Linked DNA regions of Mus musculus: region 1 is linked to region 2. Evidence: chromatin loops called from intact Hi-C (ENCODE). Cell type or tissue: heart. All regions are shown on one strand. Links, peaks and the distances in the headings refer to the core of each region. The heading gives the core; the rest is flanking DNA. Region 1 overlaps Gm33439 (a long non-coding RNA gene). Region 2 holds the start of Dyrk2 (dual-specificity tyrosine-(Y)-phosphorylation regulated kinase 2).

Evidence for each region. A loop is a pair of places that touch in the nucleus more often than their neighbours do. Peaks named below come from ENCODE experiments on the same cell type or tissue, not always from the same donor. Only the 100,000 strongest peaks of a DNase experiment are listed, where the experiment ranks them.
Region 1: a loop joins it to region 2, with 2.3 times the contacts of the local background. A loop is called at or near these places in 1 of 42 quality-filtered maps.

The regions. Positions count from the first base shown.
Region 1 is chr10:118,756,201-118,762,830 of GRCm38, reverse strand. The region is part of intron 1 of Gm33439 (a long non-coding RNA gene); the gene reads right to left. Among named protein-coding and RNA genes, the nearest start is that of Gm33439, 13 kb to the right of the region's middle. In heart, for the core only: no CTCF peak of the experiment used is centred there; a DNase peak (open chromatin) is centred at 3,850.
Region 2 is chr10:118,866,740-118,873,369 of GRCm38, reverse strand. Dyrk2 (dual-specificity tyrosine-(Y)-phosphorylation regulated kinase 2) reads left to right here and starts at 4,467. Exons shown (of 3, transcript NM_001014390.2): 1 at 4,467-4,649; 2 at 5,072-5,220. The coding sequence starts at 4,601. Gm40777 (a long non-coding RNA gene) reads right to left here and starts at 1,593. Exons shown (of 3, transcript XR_872090.1): 1 at 260-1,593. In heart, for the core only: no CTCF peak of the experiment used is centred there; DNase peaks (open chromatin) are centred at 3,469, 3,959, 4,249, 4,849 and 2 weaker places; H3K4me3 peaks cover 2,500 bases; H3K27ac peaks cover 2,500 bases.

The DNA of each region.
Region 1 (6,630 bases), core at 2,626-5,125, 110 kb after region 2:
GCATTTGCATCGGAAGGCTGCTATGGTAACCAGGATTTTAGGGAGTTACACTAATTCAGTGGTTCCCATCTTCCTAACGCTGCCACCCTTTAGTACAGTCCCTCATGCTGTTGTGACCCCCAACCATAAAATTTTATCGTTGTTAATTCATAACTGTAATTTTGCCACTATTATGAGTCACAGTGTAAATGTCCGATATGCAGGCTACTTGATATGCGACCCCCAAAGGAATCCTGGCCCACAGGTTGAGGACCGCTGCACTAGTATCCTGCACGGCTGTGACATCTCCAGATGTGTACTGACTGGGCTCTGTTTCCAGCTTCGCTAGCCTGCTAACTGTCAGACAGCCTGCCTGGGGCTTCTCAGCCTCCAGGACCAAAGAAGATAATTCCCTCCCCTTACTGACAGTCCTGTCTGTCTAGAGAACACCGACTAAAGCAAAAACTAATTTATAGTTTGATAATTTTCCTGGTAATCAAGAAACAGCGAATAACAAATAAAGGACAGCTGAGGGGGCCACCAGAAGTCTGTATCACTAAAATTGAAAAATTTATGATGATTCTAACAGCTGAGATACCTCCTATCAAAATTGATCATTGGTGTTAGGCATTTGCTGACTACCCCAAACACTACTACACTACTACTACTACTACTACTACTACTACTACTACTACTACTACTACTACTACGTTGTTCAGTATCTTGTTTCTTCTCAGAGACTGTGGGTTAATGTTTATACGTTCTCAGATGCATTTAAGTTTCTTCTGTAACCAATCTCCAGAAATATTAAGCAGACGCACTTTACTTTTAATCTATCCAGTCATTCTGAAATGTATGATGAATCCTGTGGTTTGCTAAATTCTGATTATCTAAATGCCCCCTCTCCCTGCTCCTCTCCACTAGCCTAGGCTGGCCTCAATTTCCCTATGCAATCAAGGATTACCTGTAACATCTGATCTTCCAGCACCTGTTTTATGAGTGTTGGATTTACAGGTTCATACAAGCGTGGCAGGAGGCTTGTCAGTGCTGGGGACTGGACCCAGGCATTCAGGAACAGTATTAGGCAAGCGCTCTTCCGATGGAGCTAAGTCCACCGCCCCTGAATTTTCTGTTTCCTAGTCCCTCCTGCAGAATCCTGCAAGAGACAACTGTCATGCTTTGAAAATGTGGACTATGCACAGGCTGGGATTGTGGTCGTGGGTGAGGCAAACCATTCAAACAGGAAGCTGGCCTCTTATCTGTCATCAAGGCCAGGGAGACCTGGGGCTACTGTGGCAGTTTCAGACTGGCATATGGATGAGAGTTAAAGTTGTGGGCAGATGGTAACTGCAATTAGATGCAAACAATTTTTTTTTTTTAATTTCTAAACAGCAACTACAGCACCCAGCCCTGGATGCTTGCAAATCACATTTCAGTGACTTGGTGGCAGGCGTTTGTGTCCCTCATGCAGGAGCAGCGGCCTCCATAAAAGCTGCACTTGGGAGGATGTCCCTCCTCCTTTTGCTAGGCCATAAGCACAGATGTGTTCTGCTGGCTATGACCCTGCTGGCTGGGACACAGGACTGGGGGAGGAATGGCGTCCAAAGGCAAGGCCCTGCCTTGGCAGGAGATGATAGCCAGAGATGAAGCCAGACGAATGTTAAAAAGCCTGCGTCTTTCCAGAATAGTTCTTAGAGGGTGTGTTTTATATATATATATATATATATATATGAATGAAAACCCCAAGGCCTGGTGATAGATATTGCTGAGGATCATCTAACACTAATTTTTAATGCACTTGTGTTACTTCCATGTGTATGCTGTATTCCTATGAAGGTAGATAGGGCCTGGACTGGACACCTGGATATAGACTGCCAAAAGGACCTGTAGGACACAGGAGAGATAGGTAGACCCGCACTCATAAGGCAAATGTTTTCAAAGGAGATGCTGTGGAGAATTCAATGTTCTTAGGAGGATAGCTTTTTCCTTCAGCTTCCTCTGAGGCCGTGCCTAAGATGCTCCTCGAAGCTGCATGGGATACCTAGACCTTTGAATACCCCCCAGTCTTTGGTGGCTTTGCCTGGGGGTCATTGCTTAAAGGATTTTGCTGATTTTCTTTCTTTCTTTCTTATTGGATTCTCATTGCACACAGCCATCTGCTCTTCCGCTCACATGTGCGCCAGGGCTGAGCCACTGTGACTCCTGCCCTCCAGCAACTGTAGAGGTTCGAAGCCCAGGGGGAGGAGCAGAAGGATCAAAGCGCCGAGCCTCTGAAGTTATTTGAATCTGGGGCCTTTGGGAGCTAAGCTGGATGGATTTACATTATCTCTTTGTGGACTCATTTCTCACTGACACGTTCGGAATGCTCTTGGTGGCTTCCACTGCCCTCTTTATTCTCCATGGAGCTATTTCAGAAAGTTAATTAGCCTTTCTATGATAGTTCTCTCCTTTGGAACTTGAGGCCAACCTGCCACTCGCCATTTTAAAATGGCCCTTACTTACCCGGGGGATAAGGAAGACGATTCTGTTCTTTTTTATTTTAGTAAGTTCATGTCTTACTACCATCTATGTCATAATTAGTAACCGGAAGTCCTCTCTTTTATACTTCTTACAGATTTTATTTTTAATTTTTATTTTTTTGTGTGTGGTGGTAGGGTTGCACACAGGAGTGCAGGAGTCTGCAAAGGTTAGAAGAGGGCATCAGACTCCCCGAAGCTGGAGTCTAAGTTGTAACCTGCCTGCCTTGGGTGCTAGCACTAAACCCTAGTCTTCTACAGGAGCCGCAAGTACTTTTAACCACTGAGCTATCTGTCCAGCTCCCTCGATTTCTTCTCCAATGTAAAGACCGTAGTCTTTGATCTCAGGGAACTTATAGTCTTAGTGAGATTATAAAACTTGCAAGGATGACTGGCACATTTCAGACTATACAGATGCAACTGACTGCATGGGTGGATGCACTGTGAGAATTTCAGTAGAGGTATCTTTCTGCCATCTTGGCTTTGGCTCTGCATCCTGCATCCCTGATGCTGGTTGCGTTACCTAGGATACGTCATTTGCTCTCCATCAGCATCAGCTTCTTTATCTGCACAAGGCAGATAGCTCAGTCAGGAAATCGAATGCCGTGCACACATGGGGGTCTGAGCTTAAGACCTAGAAGCTATGATGGTGGGTGTTTATAATGTTAGAGTTGGGGAGGCAGGGACTGGCAGATCCCTGGGCTAACTGGCTAGCCAACCTTGCTGAGTCCGTGAGCTCCAGGCCACTGAGAGGCCCTGTCTCAGAAACCAAAGGGGATAGTGCTTTGAGGAATAACATCTGAGGTTGACTTCTGGCCTACACACACACACACACACACACACACACACACACACACACACACTGTAGATTTGGTTTAATGCTTGCATTATGGGTTCCCAAACTGCACTAGTCTCTTTGTCTTTAGCTGTGCCCTCGCCCTCAGCATCTCTGGGCCATTTGAGCCCCTTGAATTCATTAATTTCCTCTTCTCCTTTTCTTATTTTAAACAGTGCTCGCTCGGAGCCAGGCACAGTGGGCTCAAAGGCACATGCGCAGTATTTGGTGGTACTGAATATCAATGACGGTTCTGTAAAACTTACAACCAGATCACAACCGTCTACACAGCTACAAGATTGAGCCTTTGTGCATAGTTGATTATCTGAGAGGAGAGCCAAGGCATGGGTCATCTTAAATAAGCCTGCTCCGAACACTCACAAAAAGGGCAGCGTGAGAACGGGCCGAGGTGGAAAACTGTAGCTCTTGCCCCTGGCTGCCCCAGGGCTGAGCTTTTGGCTGCAAGAGGTGTTTTGGAAATATTTGAATTGGCCCGAATTCCCACGTGTGAGGCAGAACTGCGCATGTGCCCTTGCCGTGGCCGGTTTGTTGTGGTTGCCGTTGCCAGCACTGACTCTGGCTTCTGTGCATGCCAAAGAAAGAAAGCCACTGTGTGTGCCAAAGAAAAGAGCCGTCCTCAGCCTGTGAGGGAGCTCCAAGGGTGGACTCGTGAGTCTCTCAGGTAGAGACTCTCCTTCCTAGAAAGGCGATAAAGACTTCCTAAGATGACATAACGACACAGGAGCCCAACTTTCAGCCTCACCACGGTGACTACCTCTACAGGAAGAATTTCCCTCTGTTCAATGGAAATACTCTTTGGAAAAAGATCCTACCAGTGTTCAGTGTAGTGGGCATACCTTAACCCCAGTACTTTGAAAGCTAAAGCTAGCCTGGGCTACATATACCCGACTTCAAAAAAAAACCAAACAAAAATAATAACAACATAACTACCTTGGGTTTGTAAGCTGAGCCCCATACTATCAACATTATCAGTATGGGAACATTTCTCTCTCTCTCTCTCTCTCTCTCTCTCTCTCTCTCTCTCTCTCTCTCTCTCTCTCTCTCTCTCTCTCTCTCTCTCTCTCTCTCTCTCCTTGGCTGTCCTGGAACCTGCTCAGTAGACCAGCCCGACCTCACACTAAGAGATCCACCTGCCTCTGCCTCCCAAGTGCTGGGATAAAAGGCATGAGTCCAGATACTATGGCTGGACATCGCTCTCTTTTTTTTCTTTTTTTTTTTTTAGGGGGGTGGGGTTATTTCTCACAGCATCAGGAGAAGGCCCTGGTGCAGGTAGGTGAGGGGTAATACCCACACAGCTGAAGATCCAAAGGGAGGAAGGGAATTGGCTGACAGGTGGCTACAGATTCAATGCCTTCCAAACTCTGGTTTCTCTTCTCAGTCGGTCTGACCTGCCCTTCAAAGGACTACTCTACTCACCAGACTTCGAATCATGGCATCTGGGGTGGGGCTTTCCTGAAAACTAGAGTTTAGTACACAATCTAATCACCAGTGTGTTTGTTGCCTTAGAAGAAAATGTGTCTCTAACATGGTGCTTGAGAGCTGAAGGTTGTAGTTTAGGGCCTCCTCCCCAGCTTACGGTCCCACCTGAGTCTAACTCAGTTTCTATAGCAATATTCCTTTAACCAGGACCACAAAATGGTGATAGAAGCGACCGATGGCAACAACTTAGGCCTGAGCAATAGCTTTTTTCCTTTTTTATAAATATTTAACTTTTTTTTTTACTCGCTAAACATTTTAAATCAGCACAACAACTTCTCATAGCGGGCTGTTTTTAAAAAAGGGTCTGCACGATGTACAGTTCTGTGACTTGAGAATCAGAATCAGACACTAGGTTCTGGATCCAGTCTCTGTTGCCATCCTGCAGGGAAGCGGAACACTGAATTCCAGGACTAAAGGTATCATTTAGAGTGCTCGACCAGCACTTCAGAGAGAAGCATAATTTCTGTGGCTGAGGATACAGCAGCTCAAATCACAGTTTCCACGAAGGTGTTGATTCCTGTCTGTTACGTGGGCTGCTCTGCTGTGCCCGCCCCATACTCTTCCTTCCTTTTGTCATGCTCCTGACCTACTGCCTCTGTCTCTGTCTCTGTCTCTCCCTCTGCCCCTCTCTCTCCTTTTCATTTTAATTGTAGGGATCAACCCCAGGCCCTGTGTATGTCAGAATACATGGCCAGCCCAACCCTGAATTTTCCTTCTGCGTGTGTGCCATACCCACCCACCCCATAGCTTATAGACTCTCTAGATCGATAAGCACAGGACTGTCACCCACAGCCACTGGACTATGCTCTGCCCGGCCTGTTGGTTAGGAGGAATTCCTTCGATGGAAACCAGCACCACTTTTACAGAGTTGAACACAGCTTGCATGACATAAGTAAAAGGAGCTATATTCCCTTCTCTTGTGATGGGGAGACTATTAGATTAAATGGTGGCCTGAGGCCTTAGATAAGATGGAAGGGTTTGTCACAGTGGAGGGGGAAATTTTGTCATATATTTTTCATATGTATGATATTAATGAAGAACTTCTAGAACTCAGTTAGCACTTAGACAAGATGAGAACAATTACCCTGGGTACAGGCTTGGGAAATTTCAGAGAGCCCAGAGAGGCTGATTCAAAGAGCTCCGAGCACTGGATTCTAAGCAGCAGACATAGCTATCACTGCTGTGGGGCACGCAAAGCCTACCTTTCCCTTTGGTTGCCCACTCTTGGATCCAGGCCAAACCTTCATTATTCCACTCAGGACAAAAATGTTGCCAGGGAACACATACACACACTCTCCACTGTATTAACTTGGTAGTTTTGCATTGACTTGCATCCCGTCAGTGTGTGTTCATGTGTATGTATGTGTGTATGTGTACATGTATGTGCATGAATGAACATGTGTTTGTATGTGTGTATATATTTGTGCACATATGTGTTGTGTGTTGGTATGTATGTGGGTATGTGTTTATATGTATGTATGTGTGTGCATGTGCACATGTGCATGTACATGTATGTGTATATATCTGTATGTGCATGAGTATATGTGAGTTTTTGTGTGTATGTGTGCATGTACATGTATGTGTGTGTGTGTGCATGTACATGTATGTGTATGTGTGTGTATGTGAGTATGTGTTTATGTGTATTTACATGTGTATATGTATGTGCATGTATATATGTATGCATGTATGTGTATGTGTGTATGTGTGTATGGGTAAATATGCATGTATGTATGTGTGTGTATGTTGTGTGTCCAAGTTGTGTGTGTATGTGTGTATGCTGTTTGTCGTGTGTCCATGTTG
Region 2 (6,630 bases), core at 2,740-5,239:
TTAGAACTCTCAGCTCCTCCAACACTGTGCCTGCCTGGATGCTGCTATGTTCTCACCATGATAATAATGGACTGAACCTCTGAACCCGTAAGCCAGCCATAATTAAATGTTGTCCTTTATAAGAGTTGCCTTGGTCACGGTGCCTCTTCACAGCAGTAAAACCCTAACTGAGACACCTCCTTGTAAGTTAGTTGTCCTGTGGTCTCTGCCAGTGGGAAGCTGACTCACGCCCAGAGTATCTCTTGTCTGTTATCCTTACCTGGACTTCTCTCCATCGACTACGCTGTTTCTTCTACTTCGAATGTGCTCTCCTTTGCTCATGGAAAGCCCGTCTGCCCATTTTCTGAAGTCAAGATGCAATTCCCCTCCTCGAGGAATCTGCTGTGGCTCTTCCAATGAACCCTGGTTCTCTAGTCCTTTGTAGTTATCTGGTATTTAGCCTCTATGATCTACACAATAGAGTACTTAGAGGGGTGTTTTTGATTTACTATGAGGACAAAGTCAGATAAACCCCTCTTAAACTGAAAATATAGGTTACGTCAAAAGACACATTAAGGTTAACTAATCTAGGACACCCCCAATAACTCAGCCTAGCTGAGCCTTGTAGAGTTATCCGTGGTTGCCTCTTGAGATCTCATGGCTTCTTTGGAGCTGTGGCTCAGTGCTGTCACACATTCTGCTGAGAAAATGACTCCTCATATCACCATCCTGGGAAAATATTTTTTAAGAAAAAAAAGAGTTCAAAGTTCAGTTTCCATTGAATTCATATTACTTTTGCACCCTCATAAAGCTGAGAAAAAAAAATCCCAAACCAGGAACTGTATGAGTCACTCTCAGTATCAGACAGAACATGGTGTAACAAAACATTGTGCAGCTTAATTGAAGGATTCGCCGCAGAAGATAGGGTTGGACAAACTGATAAAGAGAAATCAAGAGCCCTGAAGATGGTGATAGCAGGAAATCCTTGCTACCACTGGGCTTCAGGGGACAGGAGGATGGGATGGATTCCAAAACTCTGAGGGAAAATGGACATCTATGGAAGAGGCCTGTCCAACAGGAGCTGATATCTTCAGTCACAGGCACATCCAGGCTGGGATGTAGCTTAGTGGTAACACTCTAGCTGGACCTATATGAGGCCTTGGGTTCCATGCCTAGCATGTGGAAGAAATCTCATGGAAGATGACTACTAACTTGTGGTGGAATGTCTTAGGAAGAGCCAGCGATAGAGGCTGACTTCATTGTCCTCGGGCCTTTCGATCTCTGCCTAGTAGTGTTTGCTTATCCAATCTACTGGTAACCAGTGGGCAAGAGAACAGTTGCTGCTGTCTCAGGCTCCTGCAGTAGGGAGTGGGTGGAAGAGTAGAGAGTGGGTTTGAGAGACAGGGAATGTCTTTAGTTTGTAATCCATGTGTTTGTTAAAGGTGACTTTTCTTGTCTGTTTTAGGCGCTCCTTGAAAACTTAGACCATGTCTCACATTTACATGGTTTCTAATATCTCATAGTGTTTATTTAGTTCAATGAGAATTGAAATGTACACGCACGTGTGCATTTGTGTATGTGTTAGAGAGACAGAGAGTCAGAGAGGGACAGAGACAGAGGAGAGTCAGAGAGAGAGAGAGAGAGAGAGAGACACAGAGAGAGACAGAGACAGAGACAGAGAGAGACAGAGACAGAGAGACAGAGAGAGACAGAGAGCTGTGATCTTCCATCTTCCAAACCCTGGGTTTGAAAGACAGAACAGGGAGAGGGAACAGACACTACCTTCAGGACATGACATAGCCATTGCACACAAGAACTCACAGGAGCCATGTCACCATTGCAAGATGAAACCAAACAGTCAGCAACCTGACAGAGCTAGTTAGACCCAGTGGGCTCTAGAAAACCAAAGCACAATGAAAAGGTCAAGAAGGAGGGGGAGGAGGGGGGAGGGGGGAGGGGAAGGGGAGAAAGATGTTGGCAGTTGCTGGAGGCTGGGGGTGGGGTCATGAGAGAGAGTTGGGATAGGGTGTGGGAGAGGGGAGTGGGCAGAGAGAGTTGGGGGTAGATATGATCAATATATAGTTTGCATTATGAAATTGTCATAGAGTAAAAGGTATTTTATCTAAAGTTCACTAAATGAGACACATACCCTTTTCTTTAATTAAAGCAAATAATTTTCTTTGTAAAAAAAGTGTTCATTTTCCCTTATTTTTATTCTATTAATATTATTAATTTGGAAACAGAGCTAGAATGTACCTGTACTATTAGTATTCTTATTTATGATTTTTCTTATTATTTATTTAATTTTGAAGCAATGGTATTTGAAATAAGTTGATACTGGAATTGATATTTAAGAACAGTATTCTTTTCAAACATCAGTCGTATGGAGTATTCAAAAAATAAGATGGGAAGGAGATAATTGTTTAGAAAGAGTAAGGGGGAAAACTGCCTGAATTTTCTTGAAAGCGCACAGGCTGCGAGCATAGCAATAGCGAGACCACTCCGAGGATCTCAGATACATTGTAGCCATGTAGCTGCTCCTTAGTATCCCCTTTCTGTTGGTTAATTCTGAATGCTACTCCAGCCTTCCCGAGTGAGTTTGCAGGCGATAAGCGCAGGGAGGGATTTCTTGCTAGGGGCAATTTAGGTCATGGCATGAGCCGATTATTAATATTGTACCGTGGCCCTATTTTCTTGTAAAAGGACCCCCAAACGGAAGGAAATTAGTCTGTCTCTGTCTCTCTGTGTGTCTCTGCCTGTCTGCTTGCCTCTCTCCTCTCTGTCTGTCTCTGTCTCTCATTCTCTTCGAGGGTGGAGTGTGCCCTCCTCTTATTACTCTGTAGGCGCCCTAGAGGGTCACACTGTAATGTGGGCCGGTCCCTTTGGCATTTGGATAAAGCTGAGGTGATCTTTGTAGGAGGTTGCTATGACAATTTGCAAACAGCAGAGCCCACAGAACAGCAGGAGGTAGCTCCCTCTGGACTGAAGTCTGCTCTAGCTGGGGCCAGCACTCTCGGGGACCTGGGGACAGACACAATGAACAGGACAGTAAAAAATGGACCCGGGACTCCAGGAGCACTTCAGAAATTAGGCACCTCCCAGGAAGGAAGTGCATGCCTGGATGCGGTCCAACTTTCTTCCCTATCTGCTGGGATTTTTTGAAGCTTTCCCTCCACACCTGGCTGTCCAAGTGGACAAAGGTGCACAAGTGTGCCACGCGCGACAAAGCATAAGGTGTGCGACGACAGAGAAGAAAATTTTTGTTCTTTCTGGGAAACAGAGGCTATAGACCACAAATGAAAAGGGCGGGGAAATTCTCCACGTGTCTGGGAAGGGAAAGGGAAAAGGAATCTTTTCCTCCGAGGATGTGAGGAATCAGAGGTGTCGCACCAGTGCAGCAGAGAGCTGAAAGGAAGGTGTGTCTGTCTCAGTGGCCGCGCCGCGCCGGGGAAAGGCTTGGAGTTGTAAGGAAATGGGAGGTGTCTCTGATGTTTATTTTTGCCTAGCAACCCACAGCCAACTGCTACCTCAGCTGCGGTCCACAGGCGCCTGTCTGCCTCCCCTTGTCCTAGCGACTGGAGGGCAGCGGTCACTCGGTGTCAGTGAATCAGGGAGGGCGTGCGTGGCTGAAATGAAGGTGGAAGGGCAGCCCCTTCCTTCGTCCATGCTTGGGTCACCAGGCTCAGCCGCAGTCCCTCCTCGGAGCCTGACTTTCCGAGGTGACCCTCATACAACTAAGTTCTCTCCATGATAAACTGGGGAGAGGGGCTGGCTGGGCCACTGGGACAGGGACAGGGACTAGGGTCGGGGCCAGGGGTGGGGGGCCGCAGTATTGTCTGGGAGCAGCCATTAGGAGCGGTGTTTAGGGGCGTGATGGAAGAGGGAGTGGTCTCTGCAGCAATTTCGGGAGGAGGCCGGCCGCGGTAGGTTGCGCGGTAGTGCCGGGAGGGGCGTCGCAGGGGCGAGGGGGACCCGGGTAGAGGGCAGATGGCCGTAGGGGAGGCACAGGGCGAGCCGGAGTCGCAGTTTTCCTGGGAGCGGAGGGCGGCTCTGCGGAAGATCGGAGGGGGTGGGACTCCCGGGGTGGCGGGTGGGGGTGGGGTGGCCGCCAGCCTGTGTGGCTGGGGCCGGGGGTGGGGGGTGGGGGGAGTCCGGGGCGGGGCCTCGGCGGGGGCGGGGCTGGCCTTCTCGGGCGCGAGCCGCGGGGGCGAGCGTGTGTGCGAGTGTGCGCGGACGCGCGCGGGCCCGGGAGGAGGCTCCCGAGCGAGTGGGTCCCGGCGGCCGCAACCCGCTCCCCGCGGCCCCGATGTGAGGGAGTCGGGGAGGCCAGCGGTGCGGCAGGGGAGGGCGAGGCATGTGCACGGGCCGGGGGGTACAGCAGCCGCCCGAGGACGAGGGGGACGGCGGCGGCGAGGAGGAGAGCGGGGGGCTCGCGGCGGCGGGTCCGGGCCGAGGGGATGCAGCGGACTGCGTGTGTCTGGCTGTAGCGGGAGCGAGGCGGCGACGAGGCGCGGGTGACCCGCGTGAGGGGCGACCAGGAGGCGGCGGCGGCGGCGGCGAGGAGTAGCGGCGGGACCGGCGGCGAGGGCAGCACTGCCATGCACGTTCCTCTCCCGCGGCCATGTTAACCAGGAAACCTTCGGCCGCCGCTCCCGCCGCCTACCCGACCGGTAAGGGCCCCGGGACCCTGTCGGCGGCGTGGGGCGCGGGCTGCGCGCGTTGGTGCCCCGGGATCCCCGAACCCGGCGGGTCGAGCGAGGGCCATCCGGAGCGCGACCCCGCCGCTGCGCCTTCTCGGTGGCCCGCCCTCCCCTCCCCCGGCCCGGCGACGTGGGCTCCGGAGCTCCGGCCCAGCACTGCTCCCCGCCGGGTCGCGAACTTAACTTTGCAGCTGGCGGGTGCGCGCTGGGGAGTCGCGTCCCGACCCCCCTTGTTTCCCGCACGCCGCCGGCTTTTCCCGGGCCGGGTGTCTCCTTCCATCTTCTCCCTAGAAGAGGGGGTTCGCTGCCCACCGGGGCGGGGGCGGGGGGTCTGGGTGGCTCTCTTCCCCCACCCTGACCCTCTTTTGTCTCCTCCCGCGCGTGGCTCCCAGGCCGAGGAGGGGACACCGCCGTTCGCCAGCTTCAGGCTTCCCCGGGGATCGGCGCGGGGGCTCCCCGAAGCGGAGTGGGGACCGGCCCGCCCTCCCCCATCGCCCTGCCGCCTCTCCGGGCCAGCAACGCTACCACTACAGCCCACACGGTGAGACCTGGCTTCGGGTGGGCGCCAGGCAGACCCCTGGCTTGTTGGGTTCCGACTGTGGGAAGAGAGGGCCGAATCTCCACGCCCCTAGCAGGGGCCTGTCCTCGACGCCGCCCTCTGCAACTTGGGCGAGCCCCGAGCTGCTGCCACAAAGGAGATTCGTGGCGTGGGCCCCTTGCTTCCCTCTGGTGCTCGCCCACCCCAGGCTCCTTTTCCTGGGAACTTCCTCCTTGCGCCCCCTCCCCCTTTTTTCATCTCTGCTTCTCAGAGCTCCCTTCCCCCCCGACCCGGTAAACATCTACTCCCAACCCCAGGGGTAGTGGATATTTATAGAAACGTATGTGTTAGGGGACAGCTAGCCTACCCTGCCCGGAAAATCGATCCCCCAAAGAGCCTCCGAGGCCTGGCTCCAGCCAGCAGGGAGCACCCGCCAATTGTCCCCCGCGTGTGTAAGCATGTTTTATGAGAGCTACAGGTTTGAGCACAGCAGAAATTGTAATTAACATTAACAAAAATAAGAGCTACAGCAGTAGTCAAAACAAAACAACCCCCCCCCCCCCGCAGGATTCTCAACGTGGATATTGCTCAAAAGGAAAGACTGGGCTTTGCTTTGTAGGTGGCAAAGGAAGGGCACCTGACAAGGGCTGTCCCTTGAGTCCCTGGGGAGGAGAGCGGAGCCTGGGACTGGTAGCTGTAGAGACTGGCAAGCTGGATGTGACTTCAGAATGTACCTTTCCTCGGCTCCCAGCGATGGCCTTTGGATGGTGACCTGGAGCCTAGAGGAGGTGTGCGCTTGCAGAAGGTGGTGGTTTCAAAGGTCTCTTTCCCAAAGGCTCTCTGGGAGCGTGAGCAACCTAGGATGGTTTCTATGTGAGGTTGCTTGCAGGGCATAGGATTTTGTTACCAAGTGAAAGTTGGTTGAGAGCACCCACCCATGGTTTGTGGCCTGCAGGGAGCATCTCTGGGGGAGGGGGGTGGGGAATCATGTGTGACTGAAACTTGCTTATCACAGGAGATGAGAAGAAGGTGGACTTTAGTTGTTTGTAATGGAGACATATAAGAGAGGTAGATAATCTCATAGACATGTTTTGTTATTCTCTCTGTTTTTCTTGTGGGTCTATCCTAGGGGCTGGACATACACAGAATTAACTCATCTGGGTTGTACTGTTGCTGGGAAAGAGAGCCTGCAGTTAGTAGGGATGTGATTGCCACAAGGGCATCCTACAAAGGAACAGCCATTGGTTTTAGAGGTTTGGATTTTTTGTGGTTTTGGCTGGTTTTGAATCATCTGACAGTTTGGAAAATACAGCGTCCATCCCCCTCCCCCCAGCTCCCCCTCCCCCATGTGTTGGTGTGCTCATGTTACATGGTGTGAACTGGAAAAGAAATAATTCAGTTTGCCTCTGGTTT